Linked DNA regions of Homo sapiens: region 1 is linked to region 2. Evidence: read pairs that join two places in POLR2A ChIA-PET (ENCODE). Cell type or tissue: OCI-LY7. All regions are shown on one strand.

Region 1 (8,000 bases), 160 kb before region 2:
CAAATTCTGTCTCCACTGATGAAAATAGGGCAGTTTGCTTACATTTGCATTCATGTGAATGGCTGCGTTAAAATAGCCAACATGGGTGACTACAGGAATTTCTCTTTTCTTTCTTTACTGCAGTTTACTCCCTAGCCTGCCACAGATAATCAAATAAAGGATGTGACTTATTCTAGGACTGGTGGAGACAAGACATAAAAGTCTAGAAATAAATAAAAGACAGATGAGAGGATTCTTACCCATAATTTTTCAAGGGTCAATAAGTGTGGGTTTTCCTCTGAAATGAAATAAATACTCACATGTATTTATACATAAACTTTAGCACCTCTCTGTAACCTGTTTTGTAAAGAGTATCAAAGGTGGGCTGTTTCCTTACCTGGGTCAAAGCCACTTCACATTTTTTCCACTTTTTGGGGTTCAACTTTAGTGACTGGGAGCTAAGAAAATACCAGTTGTCTGTCTGTCTTGTCTTGTCTTTTTTTCTTTTCTTTTCTTTCTTTCTTTCTTTTTTTTTTTTTTTTTTGACAGAGTCTCGCTCTGTTGCCCAGGCTAGAGTACAATGGCATGATCTCAGCTCACTGCAACCTGCACCTCCCAGGTTCAAGCAATTCTTGTGCCTCAGCCTCCCGAGTGGCTGGAATTGCAGGCATGCACCACCACGTCTGGCTAATTTTTTTTTTTTTTTTTTTTCAGTAGAGATGGAGTTTCACCCTGTTGGCCAGGCTAGTTTCGAACCCCTGACCTCAGATGATCTGCCTGCATTGGCTTCCCAAAGTTCTGGGATTACAGGCGTGAGCCACCGCGGCGTGCCCCAGTTGTCTTTTTTAGGAATACTGTTTGGTTTGGGGAGGAAGGAGGCAGGAAACATGTGTTCCTTGATGATTATGGTGGTGAAATTCTGCAGTAATTTTAATATATTATGATACTGTAGGTATGAGTTAAGCAGAATTGTGTGGCATATGCTGAGAACATAAACCTGATTGTAAAATCCCTTCTGTGGGACGTTCTAAAGGTTGACAAGAGTTGTAGAACAACACGTTTATACTCTGGGGACCATTTATACACCAATAAATGCAATGTCTGTGCTGAAGAAGAGATATTTCTAAAATTGTTTTAATAAAGGAAACTAGGAGATAATTTACAGAGGTTCATTTAATGTCTGTTTTTGTGTGTGTTTGAAAATGTTCATAATTAAAAGATTTATTTTGTAACCAATGTTATTTATGTAACCTTTACTTTTTCATTAGTTGGCATATTTAGGATTTCTGATGCTTTATACATTTGTGGTTCTTGTACAAATGGAACAGTTACCTTCAGTTCAAGAATGGATTGTTATTGCTTATATTTTTACTTATGCCATTGAGAAAGTCCGTGAGGTATGTCTTTAGTTTTTTTCTACCAATAATTTACTGTATACATGGAAGATTTTCTGTTTTGTTTTGTTTTGGGTGTATACGTAGGGGGGTGTGTGTGTGTATGATGACATTGTAGAAGTGTAGAACCTGTGTAATTTTGCTGTTCCCAAAATAATGGCAAAAGAATAGAGATTAGTGAGTATGCTGTATACTTTGTTGCCATTACAGATAAAATGATTTGTGTTAGAAATGTAGCCTATAAAAATGTAACCTGTATTTTGTTTGTTTGTTTTATTTCCTGAACATTCACATTTTTGCTCTCTGTCACTCTTCAAAAAGTATTAAATATACTTAGCTAAATGACTTTTAATTTACCTACCTGATTTAGCCAATTAGGTAGGTAAGTTATAAATAGGTCTTTAGGCCAGGCGCGGTGGCTCACGCCTGTAATGGCAGCACCTTAGGAGGCTGAGGCGGGCGGATCACTCGAGGTCAGGAGTTCAAGACCAGTCTGGCCAACAGGGTGAAACCCCATCTCTACTAAAAATATAAAAATTAGCTAGGCATGGTGGCGGCCACCTGTAATCCCAGCTACTTGGAAGACTGAGGCAGGAGAATCACTTGAACCCAGGAGGCAGAGGTTGCAGTGAACTGAGATTGCACCACTGCACTCCAGCCTGGGCGAAAGAGTGATACTCTATCTCAAAATAAAAATAAAATAGTTAGGTCTTTTTTAATATCCTGATTTTGAAGAAAATCTTTTTCGTAATATTTATACTTTGTTTTTGAAGTAGTAGCTACATGAATATTGGGTTTTGTTTGTTTGTTTGTTTGTTTGTTTTGAGACGTAGTCTCCCTCTGTGACCCAGGCTGGAGTGCAGTGGCACAATCTCAGCTCACTGCAACCACTGCCTCCCGGGTTCAAGCGATTCTCCTGCCTCACCCTCACTAGTAGCTGGGATTACAGGTGCGTGCCACCAAGCCTGGCTAATTTTTGTATTTTTAGTAGAGATGTGGTTTCGCCATGTTGGTGAGGCTGGTCTTGAACTCCTGACCTCATGATCCGCCCGCCTTTGTCTCCCGAAGTGCTAGGATTGTAGGCGTGAGCCACCGCACCTGGCCATGAATATTGTTTTATAACATACTTGCATAAGTACCTCTGAATTATTTCATGTCTCTACCTTACATTTAGAGAATACAAGAAATTGCAAAAATAATTAGAAGGTGTTGTACTTCTCTCTCACTTAGATATCATAAGAATTTCTTTTTTTTTTCTTTTCCAAACACCAACTCGAACCAGAAGGAATTTCTTATTAGATAGCTTATTTTGCATTTTAAATTCCTCTGAGTGTTATGATCCATATGTTTATTAAATCTGTTGTTTTATCAGCATGTTTGAAGAAATTGATTTGTTAAATGATAAAAGCAAATTGCAAAGCGTTTTAAAATATGTATATTCATAAAATAGCTCTGCAAGTGTTCATGAGACAGTAATAGTAGTGGTTGCTTCTAGTGGGAAGAGTAATTAATTGGCTAAGGGAGAAGAGTGAAACGGATGCTTTGCAGTATTTATGATACACCATGAATTTTGAAGTTGTGAATGTGTTACCATTCCTCCCAAAAGATGATTCTTAAAATTCATATATTCAGGAGAAGAGGCATATGTTTTAAATTAGTTAGGTAAATACAGCTACTTAAACCATTGAGTTATTTACTTTCTACAAAGAAGGCAGGTTTGGCAGCTACTACCAGGATATCCAGGTGCTGCCTTAATTTGAAATAAAACAATTTTTCAAAAGTATTTTACAATCCAGGTCTAGAGAACTGGGTTGTAATCTGAATTTTCAGCTTCTTAGTTGGATGAATCTCTGGAACCTGGGAGACGGAGGTTGCAGTGAGCCGAGATTGAGCCACTGCACTCCACCCTGGGCAATAGAGCGAGACTCTGTCTCAAAATAAATAAGTTAATAAATAAAAGCTATGTGAAATTCTACTGTAATGTTATAGTTGAATGCTGTATGTGTTTTAATAGGAATAAACTGATTACACTTTTTTTTGTTGTTGTTAAACCTTTAGATCTTTATGTCTGAAGCTGGGAAAGTAAACCAGAAGATTAAAGTATGGTTTAGTGATTACTTCAACATCAGTGATACAATTGCCATAATTTCTTTCTTCATTGGATTTGGACTAAGATTTGGAGCAAAATGGAACTTTGCAAATGCATATGATAATCATGTTTTTGTGGCTGGAAGATTAATTTACTGTCTTAACATAATATTTTGGTATGTGCGTTTGCTAGATTTTCTAGCTGTAAATCAACAGGCAGGACCTTATGTAATGATGATTGGAAAAATGGTAAGTTGACAGATGTTTGATAATACTCGTGGGTTTATTGATTTTTTAAAAAATCACAAAAATGTTATTAACATAGTTTTATTTGAGCCAGTGAATGTCTTTTATTTTGTGTTTGTTTGCCTCATACTTCACATCTGCCATTCCTTAAGAGTTTCTCATGCTCAATCCCAATCCCCTATACCCATTTAGTGCTTTGCAAGATAATGTTAGCTATACCATCTATGGTTTATGTCTGTAGGTAACTCCTTTTTCCTGTCTTCACTGATCCAGGCTTTTTTTTTTTTTTTTTCTTTTTGAGACAGAGTTTCGCTCTGTCACCCAGGCTGGAGTGCAATGGCACTATCTTGGCTCACTGCAACCTCTGCCTCTCAGGTTCAGCGATTCTCCTGCCTCAGCCACCCGAGGAGCTGGGATTACAGGCATGTGCCACCATGCCCAGCTAATTTTGTATTTTTAGTAGAGACAGGGTTTCACCATGTTGGTCAGGCTGGTCCCAAACTCCTGACCTCAGATGATCTGCCCACCTTGGCCTCCCAAAGTGCTGGGATTACAGGCGTGAGCCACCACACCCTGCTTGATCCAGGCTATTTTTTAAAAGTTAAACCCAAAATACCTAATCTTTTCCTAATACAGTATGCCCAGTATTTTGCTCTTTTCCTTAGTCTTATCTGAGTGGCAGGTTTTATTTTTTAAAATCTAGATGTCAAGTTGAATGTGTAATTTTTTTATACACTGAATCTGAAATATATTGGGTCTACTCCTTGCCGTAATTCCTTTTAGTTTTCAGTGGTGAAAAAGGCAAAATTTGTAATATAGCTATTGCTATTCCTTATTCTGAAATTCCTGTTCATCCTAGGAAATTTCAGCAAATGCAGACAAATCACTATTCAGAGACATTCACTATTAACAGTTTAACGTACATCCTTCCATCTCTCAAGATGTGTATGAACACATGTGTTTGTTTCAGACTTCTTGTAAATAAATATATACAGTAGTTTTATCAAAATATGCTTTAAAAATACATGCTGTTTCTCAATTATTTTAAAATAGTTGTCCCATTTTAATAAATATAAAAAGCTATTCTTAGAGTTTCTTATACTCCCTTAATCTTAGAAAATCAGTCTTCTCTTGGAACCAACCCAAATGTCCATCAATGATAGACTGGATTAAGAAAATGCGGCACGTATACACCATGGAATACTGTGCAGCCACAAAAAAGGATGAGTTCATGTCCTTTGTAGGGACATGGATGAAGCTGGAAACCATCATTCTGAGCAAACTATTGCAAGGACAGAAAACCAAACACCGCATGTTCTCACTCATAGGTGGGAATTGAACAATGAGAACACTTGGACACACGGTGGGGAATGGGGAACATCACACGCTGGGGCCTGTCATGGGGTGGGGGGCAGGGGGAGGGATAGCATTAGGAGATATACCTAATGTAAATGAGTGCAGCACACCAACATGGCACATGTATACATATGTAACAAACCTGCACATTGTGCACATGTACCCTAGAACTTAAAGTATAATAATTAAAAAAAAAAATCAGTCTTCTAAATTAAATATTTCTTGAGTAACCCTGCTAAGCTCACAAGATTATCTTCGCATCTTGAAAACAAGATTTTTAGGTTTTCTAAATATAAATTATTATATTTGCACTTTCACGCTGCACTGTTTCCCTCCAAGAGAATGTGTCTTCCCCCCCTTAATTGAGAATAACTGGTGTACTGTTTTTCACATCAAAGTATTACTCATTATTCACACATTTTGGCATTCTTATGGTATTTCAAGGAAAAATAGGGCAGTTAAGGTTTTTTGGGAAGAATTGGTTTTAGCCTAACATTTTAGCATGCAAAAAAGGTGTTGTAGCTCTTATGCTTACCAGGTTATTTAGTGACTCAGTGGTGTCTAGTTACTTTAATGGTAATGTAAATGGAAGAGTTAGGAAGTACAGAAGCCTTTATTTGTGATCTTCTCTAGAACCACCCTCTGCTAGGATGTCTTTCTCCTTGTCAGCTAGTCATTTGTTCCGTCATTGTGTGTTTTCCCTAGTGCCAGCTTCCCTTTACATCCCCTTTGGAAGTTTCATAATGGTTACTGTTTTAGTTCTAACATTCATTATTTCGTCATTGTGTATCTATTACATGTTAAGAGTTAAACTAAGCTGGGGCTACAAAGATGAATAAGACATGGTCCAGATCTTCGTGGAACTCAACAATTGAGTCTCTAAATATAGACATGTGAACAGATAGGTAGCTATTGAAAAATATGATAAATTGTTACGTGAAGATAGAAGAGCTAGTAACCAATTCTGTCATGAAGGCTTTCACAAAGATTATGGCATTTCAAAGGAGTTTAGAAAATACGTAGGATTTACATAGGTATACATGCACCATGTTGGTTTGCTGCACCCATTAACTCATCATTTACATTAGGTATTTATCCTAATGCTATCCCTCCCCCTGCCCCCTACCCCATGACAGGCCCCGGTGTATGATGTTCCCTACCCTGTGTCCAAGTGTTCTCGTTGTTCAGTTCCCACCTGTGAGTGAGAACATGCGGTGTTTGGTTTTCTGTCCTTGCAATAGTTTGCTCAGAATGATGGTTTCCAGCTGCATCCATGTTCCTGCAAAGAACATGAACTCATCCTTTTTTATGGCTACATAGTATTCCATGGTGTATATGTGCCACATTTTCTTAATCCAGTCTATCATTGACGGACATTTGGGTTGGTTCCAAGTCTTTGCTATTGTGAATAGTGCCACAGTAAACATACGTGTGCATGTGTCTTTATAGTAGCATGATTTATAATCCTTTGGGTATATACCCAGTAATGGGATTGCTGGGTCAAATGGTATTTCTTTACCCTAGAACTTAAAGTATAATCATTAAAAAAAAAAAAAAGAAAATATGTGGGATTTTTCTTCTGAGCAGGGAGTTTCTAACCAGAGGAAACAGCTTTGAAAAGCTTGAAGACAATAAAAGATTAAAAAGAAGAAACCTCCCTCACACTTTATAGGCTAGTGCAAAAGTAATTGCGGTTTTTGCCATTAAAAGTAATTGCAAAAACTGCAATTACTTTTGCATCAACCTAATACATCTTTTAATAGCAGACTAATGAAAATTATATGGTAAATGCTAAACTTCTCACACTCATTCTGTATGCATTATAAGAATCCTCATTTTTAAAAATTTTACTTTATTTTATTTTATTTTTTAAGATGGAGTCTCGCTGTGTCACCCAGGCTGGAGTTCAGTGGCGCGATCTGTGCTCACTGCAACCTCCACCTCCTGGATTCAAGCGATTCTTCTGCCTCAGCCTCCCGAGTAGCTGGGACTACAGGTGTGCGCCACCATGCCCGGCTAATTTTTGTATTTTTAGTGGAGACAGGGTTTCACCATATTGGCCAGGCTGGTCTCACACCCCTGACCTTGTGATCCGCCTGCCTCGGCCTCCCAAAGTGCTGGGATTACAGGCGTGAGCCACCGTGCCCAGTAAAATTTTACTTTAAGAATCCTCATTTTTATGAGCAAGCTGATACTCACATATTTTTAATTAATTAAATTCCTATCAAGCACAAGGAAAGTGGTTGTCATTTAGGCTTTATGTGAAAAGCTGTGTGAAATGCAAAGATGACTATGAATCATCAACCATAGACCTTGAATAATTTTAGTTTACGTCAATACAGATTTGCGTTTCATTTGGAATATTTGACTTGGCTTTTCCTTTAATTACAAGCATTTGTATTCTAAAATATATCAAATAGCATGAATAATGTTTTAATACTTTTTTTGCCTTTTAAAATCTTTTAATATACTTTTTGTTTTGCAATATTTTGTTTATTTGAAAGCATGCATTCTCTCAGTACTGTTCTCAAATGCTCAATGAAGGCATTATTTGTCCATTTTGCAAATAAGAACACCCAATTAAGAATTTTGGAGCGTGTTAGGCCTCTGCAAGTTGCAGAGAGCCAGCTCTTAATTTAAAAAGAAAATTTATTTGTTCATCTAACAGAATTTTAAAGATGAAGCATCAAGTCTCATCTCTTCATTTGAATTGACATTTTAAGACTCGCAGCTATCTATACAACTTTTCTTTCTAATCTTAAGCCCCTATAAAATTACTTTATCCGGCCTTGACTACTTATTGTCCCCTTTACCTTTCACATCTTACTTTCCATTTCTGCTGTCACTGTATATTCATTTTAAAAATATATGGAAATGTCATAATTTATTTTAAGTTGTCATTACAATTATTTTAAGTTTACAGTAGGTTAATGTACA
Region 2 (8,000 bases):
TGCGCCACTGCACTCCAGCCTGGGCGACAGAACGAAACTCTGTCTTAAAAAAAAAAAAAAAATTCCACCTTTAAAAAATGCAAAAGGTAAAAGATTTGGCATATAATTTACTAACAAGTACAATGAAGTTGTTGTTGTTGTTTTTTAAATCACTACTCCAAGAGGTCAATCATTAGATACAAGAGGTCAATCATTAGATACTACAATCAGATATTTTCAAATCAAGGTTGGTATGACATTGCAGTAGTTAGTTAAGTCAGTTAAATGATTACTGGATCCAATTTGCCACAACATGTCAATATGACTTTGCAAATAGAGCCTACTAGCACAGTTCATTACAAATTATAATAATCATAATTTGTAAAAAGAAGGGTTGTAGGTCAGAAGTACCTATCTTTGGCTCTCAGTCATGAAGAGCTGCAATGGTGGAGCCATATAAACATATCTAACAGCCCATATAAATATATATAACTTCTAGATTACTGATGATACAAATAAACAAACATAACTTCTGTAACTAGGCAGATCAAAACTAACAGTAGGCCATGTGCGGTGGCTCACATCTGTAATCCCAGCACTTTGGGAGGCTGGGGTGGGTGGATCATCTATCTGATGTCAGGAGTTTGACACCAGCCTGAGCAACATGGTGAAACCCTGTCTCCACTAAAAATGCAAAAATTAGGCTGGGCACGGTAGCTCACGCCTGTAATCCCAGCTCTCAGGGAGGCAGAGGCAGGAGGATAGCTTGAGCCCAGGAGTTTGAGACCTGCCTGGGCATATAGTGAGACCCCGTTCCCCACAAAAAGGAAGAAAAAAAAAAGACAAAAAAAAAAATAAGCGTAAAAATGCAAAAATTAGCCAGGCATGGTGGCGTGCGCCTGTAATCCCAGCTACTCGGGAGGCTGAGGCAGGAGAATCACCTGAACCCGGGAGGCAGAGGTTGCAGTGAGCTGAGATCACGCCATTGTACTCTACCCCGGGCAACAAGAGTCAAACTCTGTCTCGGAGGGGAAAAAAAGAAAAGAAAAAAAAAACTAACAGTAGGCTGGGTGCAGGGGCTCACACATGTAATCCCAGCACATTGGGAGGCTGAGGTGGGTGGATCACCTGAGGTCAGGAGTTCAAGACCAGCCTGGCCAACATGGCAAACCCCCGTTTCTACTAAAAATATGAAAATTAGCCAGGCGTGGAGGCACGTGCCTGTAGTCCCAGCAACTTGGAAGGCTGAGGCAAGAGAATTGCTTGAACCCAAGAAGTGGAGGTTGCAGTGAGCAGAGACAGTGCCACTGAACTCCAGTCTGGGCAACAGAGCAAGACTCCGTTTGAAAACAACAACAAAAACTAACAGTAAATAATTCATTCCCATAAGACCAGCGTCCAGTAGCACAATACAACCTGGAGCATATGAAGAATTAAATTTTTCTAAAGAAAACTGCCAGACATTTACAAATATTATTATAAATAACTTAGAAAAACTGGACCTGAGCTCTAATTCAATATACCAGTGCTCAATAATCTATCATTCTAAACACTTTTTAATTTCAAAAAAGTATGTGGTAACACAAGAACAGAATATGAGTGATATAGCAAAAGATTTAATTTTTGTGTCCCAGTTAACATAAGACTTATTTTTAAGAAGAAAAATCTGTTGATGGCCAGGCCAGGTGGCTCACGCTTGTAATCCCAGCACTTTGGGAGGCCAAAGCAGGTGGATAGCTTGTACCCAGGAGGTCAAGGCTTTAGGGAGCCATGATAGTGCCACTGTACTTCAGCCTGAGCAACAGAGTGAGACCCTGTCTCAAAAAAAGTCTGTTGATAAGAGTTATCATATGTCTATCTAGCCTAAAAGTAGATCATGCTTTGTTTGGCTGATTCTTCTAAAGCCTAAATATACTAGAAGGACCCTTCACTATGTAATTCCAATAAAAGTGTACAGTTTGTTCAATATCGTATCAATTGAACATTACAATAATTTCAGTTAGCACACCATGTCCTGACTACTGATGCAATTCTCTCAACAGAAAATACAATGTAATCATTACATTAACAGAACCATTTAACAGAAATCATAATGTAATCATTCTGAATAAATACAAAATACAAAGTAAAACCAAAAATGCTATAACTTGTTTTATTCATTTTTACACATGAACTCACCAAAAAGCCAGCCTGTAAGCCCAGCTTAAACTATTTAAACACAAAAAATTGTTTATGGTTGGGCATGTCTGTTACACACTATCAGACATTCCCCTAATATTAGTGAGATTTCCTGTCAATTATTTATCTCTGTGCTCTTAAAGGAGCACAGTTAAAGTAAATATAAATACTTCCAAAATTTCAATAGTATGATAATTGACAGAAGAAAAAGATAACATCCAATTATTACATAACTAAAAATGTTTGCTTCTGAGGTTTACCAGAACTTTCCTGATTCCTGAATATATGAATTCAAACAACTTTCATGATTTCCTAAACAAAAATAGGTTTACCAATGAAGAATTATCAAGAATACCATAAAAATTTTAAAATACAATTCTAATTTTATCTAGAATTCGCTACACTAATATTTTCAATACATTTTCTTTCCCCACTTTTTCAGATAACCCTGAAAGAATTATTCATAAGATGACTTTTTGATAAGTAATAAAATGTAGTGTCCTTCTCTACTATTGAGAGAGCTTGCTAAATTAATGTTTTATCTAAATCTCAATTTTTTTTTTTTTTTTTGAGACGGAGTCTTGCTCTGTTGCCCAGGCTGGAGTGCAGTGGTGCAATCTCAGCTCACTGCAACCTCCACCTCTCAGGTTCAAGCAATTCGCCTGCCTCGGCCTTCCAAGTAGCTGGGATTACAGGCGCCTGCCACCACACCTAGCTAATTTTTTTTTTACGTATTTTTAGTAGAGATGGGGTTTCACCATGTTGGCCAGGCTGGTCTTGAACTCCTGACCTTGTGATCCACCTGCCTCTGCCTCCCAAAGTGCTGGGACTACAGGCGTGAGCCACTGTGCCCAGGCTTTTTTTTTTTTTTTTTTTTTTTTGAGACAGACTCTTGCTCTGTCGCCCAGGCTGGAGTGCAGTGGTGCGATCTCGGCTCACTGCAACCTCCGCCTCCCAGGTTCAAGCGATTCCCCTGCCTCAGCCTCCCGAGTAGCTGGAACTACAGATGCATACCACCACACCCTGCTAATTTTTGTATTTTTAGTAGAGATGGGGTTTCACCATGTTGGCCAGGCTGGTCTCAAACTCCTGACCGCAAGTGATCCACCTGCCTCAGCCTCCCAAAGTGCTGGGATTACAGGGGTGAGCCATTGCGCCCAGCCTAAATCTCTAACATTTTCTAGTATAAAATAAGAGTGAAAATACAAGTTTCTAAGGAAGTTCAATGACATACATTCAGTCCCTACCTCATCTAAAGGGTAAAAAATAGAAAATATCTTGTTAGTAAATTTAGCACCTCACATAGCTGAAGTACACTAGAGAGGCTGGGCTACAGAAAAATATAACAAAAAACAGAAAACAGTTCTGCAACTGGGCAAGGTGGCTCACACCTGTAATCCCAGCACTTTGGGAGGCCGAGGCAGGCAGACCACCTGAGCCCAGGAGTTCAAGACTAACCTGGGCAACAGGGTAAGACCTCGTTTCCACTAAAAATTAAAAAATTAGCCAGGTGTGGTGGTGCGTGTCTGTACTCCCAGCTACTCTGGAGGCTGAGGTGAGAGAATCAGCTGAGCCCAGGAAGTCGAGGCTGCAGTGAACCATGACTGTGCCCACCGCACTCCAACCTGGGTGACGGAAGTGAGATTCTGTCTCAGAACAAACAAAAAACAGTTCTAAGACAGAAGCAGATGAGATCCTCTGGACAGAGCAAATGAAAATGATCCTTTTACTGAAAAACAGGAAATGAACTACTGAATCATATGAAATAATGGCCTAAGTTACCTGAGCCTTTGCAGGGAGCGTCTCAGCCTGGACTTCTCTGCCTACATACTCCCTTTGGAAATGCAATAGAGACTCTGGAAATGGAAAAATCTCATCTGTTTAAATGTACTCACTACCTTCTCAAGAAGAGAAAAAAAAAGGCGGCTACAAAAATATTCCCAATTTTGTCATAGAAAAAAAATAACTATTAACTTCCAAAATAAAGCAAAAAGTAAACAAGACCATTAAAAAAAAAAAACTGGTTGGGCATGGTGGCTCATGCCTGTAATCCCAGCACTTTGGGAGGCCAAGGTAGGTGGATCACCGAGGGTCAGGAGTTCGAGATCAGCCTGACCAACACGGTGAAACCCTGTCTCTACTAAAAATACAAAAATTAGGCCAGGCGTGGTGGCGGGTGCCTGTAATCCCAGCTACTCGGGAGGCTGAAGCAGGAGAATCACTTGAACTTGGGAGGTGGAGGTTGCAGTGAGCCAAAATCATGCCATCGCGCTCCAGCCTGGGTGACAGAACAAGACTGTCACCTTAAAAAAAAAAAAAAAAAAAAAAACCTACCACACAAACAAAACAGCAAACAACAAAACTACCAAAGTTATCCAAATTTTAAGACTTTCAAAAATATTTACTTTAGTGAGCACCACTTACACTGCGTTTTAAGCAATTCCACTTTAACATATTTCACAGAGCGTGCAAAAACTTGTTTGAATTTAGGAAGGCCTCTGTCTCTTACCTGCAGATAAGTATGGCCAAAAATATTAAACAGTATTTTTCCCAGGGCAGGACTAATTCATCCATTGTGGACAGATGAATGAACCTCCAAATGCAAGGGGCCCCCTCTTCAAAGACAGATTTAAAACCTAGTAATTGGCCAGGCATGATGGCTCAAGCCTGGAATCCCAGCACTTTGGAAGGCAGAGGCAGGCGGATCATGAGGTCAGGAGTTCAAGACCAGCCTGGCCAATATGGTGAAAGCCCATCTCTACTAAAAACACAAAAATTAGCTGGACGTGGTGGTGCACACCTGTAGTCCCAGCTACTCGGGAGGCTGAGGCAGGAGAACCGCTTGAACCTGGGAGGCAGAGGTTGCAGTGAGCCGAGATTGAGCTACCGCACTCCAGTCTGGGCGACAGAGTGAGACTCCGTCTTTAAAAAAACAAAAAACAAAAAAAACCTAGTAACTATTATTAGAATAACTTTGCTAATGAGAAGAAATACCAGCAATGATTTATCACCATTAAGTAAAATATTAAAGTCATTCCTTAACAACCAAAAGTCACACTCCTCTAAAAATAAAAATAAGTGGCCAGGCACAGTGGCTCACAGGATCACGCCTGTAATCCCAGCACTTTGGGAGAACGAGAGGGGCGGATCACAAGGTCAGGAGTTCGATACCAGCTGGGCCAACATGGTGAAACTCCGTCTCTACTAAAGATACAAAAAAATTAGCTAGGCATGGTGGCAAGAGCCTGTAATCCCACCTACTCAGGAGGCTGAGGCAGGAGAATCGCTTGAACCCGAAAGGTGGAGGTTGCAGTGAGCTGAGAATGTGCCACCGCACTCCAGCCTGGGTGACAGGGCGAGACTCTCTCAAAGTAAATAAATTAAAAAAATTTAAAAAGATCATCAAAGAACAAACGAAATTTTGTTATTTCAGTAAGTCAATTTAAACAATAGAAGCCAATTCTACCACCAGAGAACAAAATAAAATCTCATTATTAATTGAGGGTGGCTTCTCTACCAGGTGAAAATTCTATAGGCAGTATTTTGTTACTACTGACAGGTAATAAGATTGTTTCTAAGTAAAGGTAAACCCAGCAACACAACATTCTTCACTTTTGTTTAATGAACCTCTACATTCTTCATATTCTTTTTTTGCTAGTTTGTTTTTGTTTGTTTTTTGAGATGGAGTCTATCGCCCACCTGGGCTGGAGCTGGAGTGCAGTGGTGCAATCTCGGCTCACTGCAACCTCTGCCTCCCAGATTCAAGTGGTTCTCCTGTCTCAGCCTCCCAAGCAGCTTGGATTACAGGCGCCCGCCACTACGCCCAGCTAGTTTTTTTTACTTTTAGTACAGATGGGGTTTCACCATGTTGGCCAGGCTGGTCTCGAACTCCTGACCTCAGGTGATCCACCCACCTTGGCCTCCTAAAAGTGCTGGGATTACAGGTGTGAACCACCGTGCCCAGCATTCTTTTGCTAGTTTCTAATACAATTGAAATACATCTATTTTCTCTATCAACACTTATCCTAGTCATCAATTTTTTCTATTCATTTATATTGCCCCTGCCCTCCCTATCCATGGCTTCAATCAAATGGAAGACAAGCACCTGTTCAAAGGATTAAAAGCAAAAAGAAGTTTAAAGATTTGGTGAGTGGGCTGGATGCAGAGGCTTATGCCTCTAATCCCAGCACTTTGGGAGGCCGAGGCAGGCAGATCAACTGAGGCTGGGAGTTTGAGACCAGCCTGACCAACATGGAGAAACCCCATCTCTACCAAAAATACAAAATTAGCCAGGCTTGGTGGCACATGCCTGTAATCCCAGTTACTCGGGAGGCTGAGGCAGGAGAATTGCTTGAACCCAGGAGACAGGTTGCAGTGAGCCGATATCACGCCACTGCACTCCAGCCTGGACAACAAGAGTGAAACTCCGTCTCAAAAAAAAAAAAAAAAAAAAAAAAGATTTAGGGAGTGATCAGTATCAATTTTGCAAACTGACATTTGTAATATGGGTACAATGTCAGTCATATATAAAAAGCTGTCACATAAAAACAAGAGACTAAACCTTGACTCTTAAGAAAGCGCAATAAAAGTACTATAAAAAAAAACACAGTCATGTTTTCTTACTTAATGAGCAAACTCAATCCTTCTACTTGACCTGGCAATTATTAATTACCTCAGAAAAAAATTATGAATCTGTATGTTGCTATAAACTTGTACTAATCCATGGCAAATCCAAGAATGTGTACGAGTTCACACATTATACACATTTGTAAATAATAACACTGTATCTTTAGTTCCCTTTTTCTATCTACATGAGATCATGCTGCATATAATTTGAGCTACATTTCATTATTACTTAAAATTTTTAGAAAAAAATCAATAGCTCCATTATGCAAAATAACTTAGGAAATAACAATGCAAAAATAAAAGGTACCTGCTGTTGCTTGAAATCAGGTCTTTTTTTGATAAGATTATAAACAGTCACGTATTTCATATATAGTACATAGGCCCTTTCCTCATCACGATCTAATCTGCATTCTTCTGCTGTCTTAAAGATCTTCAGGGCACTGTGCACATAACTTAAAATTAGAGAAAAAATAATAATTAAAGCAATTGACATCTGGGAAAAAATACAGGTCATATACAAAGTCCACAGATAATCTTTATCAGGGATCCCCAACCCCAGGGCCACAGATTGGTACTGGTTCACGGCCTGTTATGAACCAGGACGCACAGCAGACGATGAGTGGTGGGTTAGCCAGCAAAGTGTCATCTGTATTTACAGTCACTCCCCATTGCTCGCATTACCACCTGAGCTCCACCTCCTGTCAGATCATGGTGGCATTAGATTCCCATAGGAGCACGAACCCTATTGTGAACTGCACATGTGAGGGATCTAGGTTGTGCACTCCTTTTTTTTTTTTTTGAGATGGGGTCTAGCTCTTCTTGCCCAGGCTGGAGTGCAATGGGCTATCTTGGCTCACTGCAACCTCTGCCTCCCGGATTCAAGTGATTCTCCTGCCTCAGCCTCCCAAGTAGCTGGGATTACAGGAGTGTACCACCATGCCTGGCTAATTTTTTAGTTTTAGTAGAGACGAGGTTTCACCATGTTAGTCAGGCTGGTCTTGAACTCCTGACCTCAAGTGATCCTCCCATCTCAGCCTCCCAAAGTGCTCGGATTACAGGCATGAGCCACCGCGCCTAGCCAAGGTTGCGCATTCTTTATGAGAATCTAAGGCCTGATGATCTGTCACTGTCGACCATCACCCCCAGATGTGATGGTCCAGTTGCAGGAAAACAAGCTCAGGGATACCACTGGTTCTACATTATGGTGAGTTATATAA

Evidence for each region. ChIA-PET counts read pairs that join two places held together with the same protein. Peaks named below come from ENCODE experiments on the same cell type or tissue, not always from the same donor. Only the 100,000 strongest peaks of a DNase experiment are listed, where the experiment ranks them.
Region 1: POLR2A ChIA-PET joins it to region 2 with 7 read pairs; 2 of 35 experiments call an interaction of 5 or more read pairs at or near these places.

Annotation. Positions count from the first base shown.
Region 1 is chr15:50,600,576-50,608,575 of GRCh38, reverse strand. TRPM7 (transient receptor potential cation channel subfamily M member 7) reads left to right here. Exons shown (of 39, transcript NM_017672.6): 20 at 1,248-1,376; 21 at 3,432-3,710. Among named protein-coding and RNA genes, the nearest start is that of USP50, 58 kb to the right of the region's middle. In OCI-LY7, no CTCF peak of the experiment used is centred here; no DNase peak of the experiment used is centred here.
Region 2 is chr15:50,440,584-50,448,583 of GRCh38, reverse strand. USP8 (ubiquitin specific peptidase 8) reads right to left here. Exons shown (of 20, transcript NM_005154.5): 3 at 7,091-7,235. Among named protein-coding and RNA genes, the nearest start is that of USP8, 20 kb to the right of the region's middle. RefSeq lists enhancers at 3,428-3,537, 3,658-3,747. In OCI-LY7, no CTCF peak of the experiment used is centred here; a DNase peak (open chromatin) is centred at 3,783; H3K4me3 peaks cover 458 bases; H3K27ac peaks cover 1,488 bases.